2 separate regions of the Mus musculus genome follow, and region 2 is linked to region 1. The links are chromatin contacts, found by POLR2A ChIA-PET in ENCODE. All regions are on one chromosome and are shown on one strand. Each heading gives the region's core, a stretch centred on a gene start or an enhancer-like site at or near the end of the contact. The rest is flanking DNA. Distances are from core to core; before and after follow the strand shown.

Region 1 (3,344 bases), core at 313-2,812:
AGGATCTGACTATGTAATCCTGGGTGGCCCAGAACTCATTTGCTATGTAGAGGCTGGCCTCAAACTCAGAGATTGGCTTTATTCTTTCTCTTGCGTGCTGGGGTTAAAGGGATTAAACTGGCCTCACTGAACAAAGTTTGATGAAACTCATGTCATTGACTCAAACAGCTATTTTAAAGAATTTAGATTTATTATTGTTCTTCTTATTATTGGTGTGTGTGTGTGTGTGTGTGTGTACAGGTGCACCATGCCACAGTATGCCATGTGGGAACCAGTCTCTCCTCAGCTCACTATGCGGGTCCTGAACATCACAGTAGGGAGCATGGCAACAGGCAGGCGGTTATGGCACTGGAACAGCAGCTGAGAGCTCAGGTCTCAATGTACAAGCACAAGCCTGCCCCCAGTGACACACCTCCTCCAACAAGGCCATTCCTCCCAATCCTTTTTTTTTTTTTTTTTTTTTTTTTGGATTTTTGAGACAGGGTTTCTCTGTGTAGCTCTGGCTGTCCTGGAACTCACTCTGTAGACCAGGCTGGTCTCGAACTCAGAAATCCGCCTGCCTTTGCCTCCCAAGTGCTGGGATTAAAGACATGTGCCACCACTGCCCGGCCCCAATCTTTTTAAACAGGTCCTCCACCTGGGGAGCAAGCATTCAAATATTTGAGCCTGAAATATTGGTCCCTTGTAGAAAATCTACAGCTTCATTTCTTTCTTCGCCAAACTTCATGCTTAGCCACCAGGGGGCTCTCTTGAGAGCCGCGTAACTTCTTCACTAAATGACAAGAGGGATCGAACTTCAAAGGAGAAAAACTTTCCCTTGCTAGTCTCCTTTTCCTGGTGCGGGGTAGGGTAGGGTAGGACGTCCCTCTGCGGGTACGAACTGGGCATTGTGTCTGCTAACATTAACTGGGCAGGGGTACTGGCACAGGCATTTAATCCCAGCACTGGGGAAGCTATGGCAGGAGCGTCCCTGAGACCTGCCTGATCTACATAGCCATACCAACCATCTGAAGAAAAGGGGTGGTGGTGGTGTTTACTACCCAGGCTGGTGTCAATCCTACTTCAGCCTCCGGAGCACTGGCAGACTTCCCTCAGTACCAGTGGGCTCCTCTTTCTTCGGGCAGTGTTTCTTCGCAATGTTGCCTCTCTTGGGGGTGAGTATTTACTGTTATACACAAAACACTGCACCGTCCGTTTTTCCAACAGTTCACGAGGTTTCCAACACCAAGCCATTTTATAAATGAGGAGCTGAGTCCTAGAGGATTTGAGTAAGAGTGTAGAGAAAGGAGGTCCTGGGGCCCAGTTCTGTGCATCTTAGGGTGTTCTGGGCTGTCTGGCTGTATCTCAAGCCTCTTTCGGAAAATCACCCGCACCGGACGGGATCCCCGCCAGGGCGAGGCTACAATTTGATTCTTCTCTGCTGAGCTGGGATGATGCAGGGACCCGGGCTGTGTGTTGCACTGAACTCTAAAGGGTTAAGGCCTAGGGACCGCCCCTTTTCCGCCCGGCCGGCGGGAGTATGAATACCCTCGCTTCAGCTCGCTGCTGGAATCCTCCGCTTCCGCTGGGTCACTGTCGCCGCTACTCCCTTTCTCCCCCTTAAAAGCTCCAAGGGCCACTCCCTTCTCTAGTGCTCCACGTCCGCTTGCCCTCGGGGGGCCAGACCAGCGACATGGAGGGTTGCGTCGGGGAAGAATCTTTTCAGATGTGGGAGCTCAATCGACGCCTGGAGGCCTACCTGACCCGGGTCAAGACGCTGGAGGAGCAGAACCAGCTGCTCAGTGCCGAGCTTGGGGGACTCCGGGCGCAGTCCGGGGACGCCTCCTGGCGAGCCCGAGCCGACGACGAGCTGGCAGCCCTGCGGGTCCTCGTCGATCAGCGCTGGCGGGAGAAGCACGAGGCTGAGGTGCAGCGCGACAACCTTGCCGAAGAGCTGGAGAGCGTGGCGGGCCGGTGCCAGCAGGTGCGGCTCGCCCGGGAGCGGACCATCGAGGAGGCGGCCTGCAGCCGGCGCGCGCTCGAGGCGGAGAAGAATGCGCGGGGCTGGCTGAGCACCCAGGCTGCCGAGCTGGAGCGCGAGTTAGAGGCTCTGCGAGCGTCGCACGAGGAGGAGCGCGCGCACCTGAACGCCCAGGCCGCCTGTACGCCGCGCCGACCCCCCGCGCCGGCCCACGCATCCCCCATCCGGGCCCCTGAAGTCGAGGAGCTGGCCAGGCGCCTAGGCGAAGTGTGGCGCGGGGCGGTGCGTGACTACCAGGAGCGCGTGGCTCACATGGAGAGCTCGCTGGGCCAGGCCCGCGAGCGTCTGGGCCAAGCCGTGCGGGGCGCTCGGGAGAGTCGCTTAGAGGTGCAGCAGCTGCAGGCTGATCGCGACAGCCTCCAGGAGCGCAGAGAGGCGCTGGAACAGAGATTGGAAGGCCGCTGGCAGGACCGGCTGCAGGCCACTGAAAAGTTCCAGGTGAGGAGGGTCACCAACACGCCCACCCTGTCCCTGGTAAAACCAAGCCCTAGGAGGTACTTAGGATGGCAAGAGACCTTCAGGAAAGGGGTGGGGGCAAGGACAACTGTATTCAGGAGTCCTTGCTCAGAGCAAGCACAAGTCCTAGACTTCCCTGTCCAGACAGGCAGGATGGATGGAATTCTGAGACCTCCTAGCACAGCCCCCTTGAAAGGCCCGCAGGCCAATACCCACTGTAGCTGCTCCTCACTCTTTGAATGGCAACCCCTCTCTAGGGTGACTCCCTGTGCCCTTCACTATGCAGTTGTCAATCAGAAGGTGCCCAACACATGCTCTCTCCCCACCAGAAGGTTCCTAGCAACCATAGTGAAGGAAGGCAGTGTGAGCCACCGCAGACCACCAGCCCCTCTCTGTGTCAAGGCTTCTCAGCTCCCTGAAGCGCATTCCAAAGGCCTGGGGCACCCTCCCCCTCATATTGCACAGATGTGACCAACAGCTGAGAAAACAGCCTCTTGCCTGGCCCAGACAGAAGTCCCGACGTGACCACCTGCCCACTCTTCTTGGGGGAGAAGGATTCCAGAACAAGTGGGAAGTGGAGGAACCCAGCCTGCTATGAGGAGCCGGGGGCAGTGGTGGCCCAGCTGCTTTCCTTCCAAGCCTTCTCGAGGCGACTCTTGATAAATTGCTTTTTCCTTCTGTTTCCACTTTGCCTCCTCTTCCGCTGTGTAACCCATCTCCTCTCCTTTATCCCATCTCCTCCCGTGGGAGCTAGGTTCTCAATAGCATGTGTTACCATTTAACCAGCATCCTAAGAAGAAGCCTGGTCTATCTAGGAGAGGCCTGGAGTGTTTCCTGTGCTTGTCCGGGGGTCCAGCACAGTGCTCCA
Region 2 (3,488 bases), core at 827-3,326, 210 kb after region 1:
ACCCAGAAAGAGACAACTTCAATTCAAGCACTACCTCCAAGGGCTGCAGAGATGGCACAGGGATGGGACAGCCCAGCAAGCAAGAAGTCCTGGGCTCACACTTCACTCAGCGCTTAATACTTCAAGAGGCAGTGCCACACACCTGGAATCCTAGTAAGAGATGGCGGTGAAACTCGGGGGTATCCTCTGCTGTACGTGAGCTCAGGATAACTGGAATACATGGAATTCTAGTAAAAAAAAGAATAAAATGAAACTAAGCCAAACATTCTAACATGATCCCAAGGATCTTAAAAAATACTGACTGGACATTATCTGGCATGGTGCCTACACAAATGAAAGACAGTGCATATTTTTGTTGTGTTTTTTATGTGATTTTCTTTTTCTTTTTTGGTTTTTCGAGACAAGGTTTCTCTGTTTCCTGGCTGTCCTGGAACTCACTATGAGACCAGGTTAGCCTCGAACGCAGAAATCCACCTGCCTCTGCCTCCCAAGTGCTGGGATTAAAGGTGTTCGCCACCACTGCCCGGCTTTTTTTGGGCGGGGGGGATTTTCTTTTCTTTTTTTTTTTCCATTTTTTATTAGGTATTTAGCTCATTTACATTTCCAATGCTATACCAAAAGTCCCCCATACCCACCCACCCCCACTCCCCTACCCACCCACTCCCCCTTTTTGGCCCTGGCGCTCCCCTGTACTGGGGCATATAAAGTTTGCGTGTCCAATGGGCCTCTCCAGTGATGGCCGACTAGGCCATCTTTTGATACATATGCAGCTAGAGTCAAGAGCTCCGGGGTACTGGTTAGTTCATAATGTTGTTCCACCTATAGGGTTGCAGATCCCTTTAGCTCCTTGGGTACTTTCTCTAGCTCCTCCATTGGGAGCCCTGTGATCCATCCATTAGCTGACTGTGAGCATCCACTTCTGTGTTTGCTAGGCCCCGGCATAGTCTCACAAGAGACAGCTACATCTGGGTCCTTTCAATAAAATCTTGCTAGTGTATGCAATGGTGTGGATTTTATTTTCTTGTGTGTGTGTGCATGAGTGTCCCTGGAGGCTGGAGCAGGGCATCAAGTTTATTGGAGCTAATGTTACAGGCAGTTGTGAGATGTTGGCATGGGTGCTAGAACCAATTCAGGTCAGCAAACATTTTTTGTTGTTTATGTGCATTGATGTTTTGCTTGCATGTCTGTCTATGTAAGGACAGTTGTGAGCTGCCATGTGGGTGCTGAGAATGGAACACAGGTCCTCTGGAGGAGCAGTCAATGCTCTTAACCACTGACTCCCCCAGCAAACATTCTTATACAACACCCCTCTGGTCTCCTCAGGACACATGTGTACATACACATTTTTTTTTAATAAAAAATACTCCCAAGTTGCAACTTTTTGAAGCTGATCTCTTTTTTAGCTGAAGGACGAGTTCCTCGAGTATTGCCATATAAAATAGAACTAGGGTGTGGGTCTCTTGGACTCAGCTATCAAGGTCAGTGGTTCTTAGGAGCAATCAGTGCTGTCTAACTGTTCATGCCACGAGGCCAGTGGTTATTTTGGTCTGACTCATCCTTTAGTCCCATGGGCTATCTTTTCCAGCCTTGTGATTGTGTGGGAACTTGTTCAAGGATCAGCAGATGTGGAAGGGACCCAGGCGATCTCATCTCAGGCTCTGGACCTGAATGTTTGCAGCCTGAAATCACTCACTACCTGGACGAAGAGCAAATCCACTTTCCTGTCCTGTTTCAGACTTGGGTCTCAAATAGAAGAGGTAGCCTTAGCATAGTTTACAGGTCCCCCCCCCCCCCCCCCGTTCTAGCCACCCAGCCTAGCGAAGTTCCTTGGTAGTTTGCAGCAGGTCAGTTCCGGCCTCTCGGGTGAGTCAGATTTACCCCTTAGCCTCGTATTGGCTCAGCTCCACCTCTCGGTGTCTGTCCAGTCTCGGGGAGCGTCTCCACCCTCACAGGATAGCGGCCCAGGACTACTCCTATTTAGGACATGAGCTGCCACGTGCCCAAAGCATGCTGGGTGCCCCTGGGGAGGGGAAGACCCGCAGGACGCCGGATCACGCGCCCGTTACGCACCGCCCCCACGTGACCCGCGGTGTGTTCCGGAGATGAATTGCTTCCGGGTTTCAAAGTAACCCTCCACTCTAAGGCGAAAGGGGGCGGGTATAGAAGGTAGGCTGTAGAGTCGCCTAACATCCATTTCCGTACGTTCTGCCCCACTCCCCCAAGGTGTCGCTGAGACCCTTGACTGCGTCTCCGGGGCTTAGCAGGTGGCAGAGCACGCTCCGGAGCCTCTCGTAAAGTTCCGCCGCGCGTGGAACAAAGGCCTTCAAGCCACGCCCGGCGCCGCCTGCTACTCAGGGGGAAGTAGGTAACTAGGCTCACTCCATTGGCCCTTCGGGTGAGTGATGGAAGCACCGGCCAACCGCTGCCTGCACAAGATGCGTGCGTAGTACTCAGAAGGTTCAGCAAGGGTGAAACTACGTGAAGCTCTAGTTTTGGGCAGTTTCTCTGGGGCTCTGAGGAGGTGCGCATGCGTAAAACCCCCATCGTCAACTTCCTGCACAAATTGAGAATTAGCACCCTCAGCCTTGGCAATTTTACTGAGATTGACAGCACTGCGTAAGATCTGGCATTGCCTGGGCGTTCCAGAAGGAGAATCCGACAGGCGAATGCAACGATTTGTCATTGTCAAAACTGTTAACCACAAAGTCCACGCCGAAAAACTGCGTGATTGAATTATTTAAAAAAGGGGGCTGGAGAGATGGCTCAGTGGTTAAGAGCACTGATTGCTCTTCCGAAGGTCCTGAGTTCAAATCCCAGCAACCACATGGTGGCTCACAACCATCTGTAATGAGATCTGATGCCAGTCCAGGGTGTCTGAAGACAGCTGCAGTGTAGTTACATATAATAAATAAATAAATAAATAAATAAATAAATGAATGGTGTAGTTACATATAATAAATAAATAAACAAACAAATAAATATTTAAAAAAGAAAAAAATCGCGGGGCTGGGGATGTAGCTCCGAGCCCGGAGTTCTGCTGGAGTTCGACCTGGTGTGTGCATATAGGATTAGAAGTTCAAGGCTATCCCGAAATATAAGAGACTCTGGTCTAAAAAAAAAAAAAAAAAAAAAAAAGAGCCACAAATGATTTTGTTTGGAGAAGTAGTCACAGATGCCGTCCACTTTAATGGGCCACAGGTTGGACACGCCTTGCTCTATTTTCCTGTCTTCTGGCGGTAAGATTATAGTGCGAATAGCCTGAGAGCTATTGGCCTGAATCTGTGCAGACACCTTGCTACAGTAGTAAGAATATTTATTTAGAGAGGTTTCACAGTTTGTCTTATACTCTTTCACTCAAGAGGTCCTCACATAACCCTTCTATTGGGATGGAGGTATAGCTTAGTTTAATGGTAGAGCACTTGCCTAGAAGGAGTTCCGTTCCCAGATTACAGTGGCCGCCACATCGTGTAGACAGATCCCAAGCTGAG

What was found. ChIA-PET counts read pairs that join two places held with the same protein, here RNA polymerase II (POLR2A).
Region 2: POLR2A ChIA-PET joins it to region 1 with 19 read pairs in Patski. The contact joins the promoter of 1700113A16Rik here to the promoter of Nes in region 1. POLR2A ChIA-PET finds 5 or more read pairs at or near these places in 3 of 5 experiments (Patski and embryonic stem cell).

What each region holds. Positions count from the first base shown.
Region 1 is chr3:87,969,531-87,972,874 of GRCm38, forward strand. Nes (nestin) reads left to right here and starts at 1,563. Exons shown (of 4, transcript NM_016701.3): 1 at 1,563-2,458. The coding sequence starts at 1,673.
Region 2 is chr3:88,175,709-88,179,196 of GRCm38, forward strand. It overlaps 1700113A16Rik (RIKEN cDNA 1700113A16 gene), which reads right to left and starts at 2,077. Exons shown (of 3, transcript NR_045997.1): 1 at 1,879-2,077; 2 at 143-227.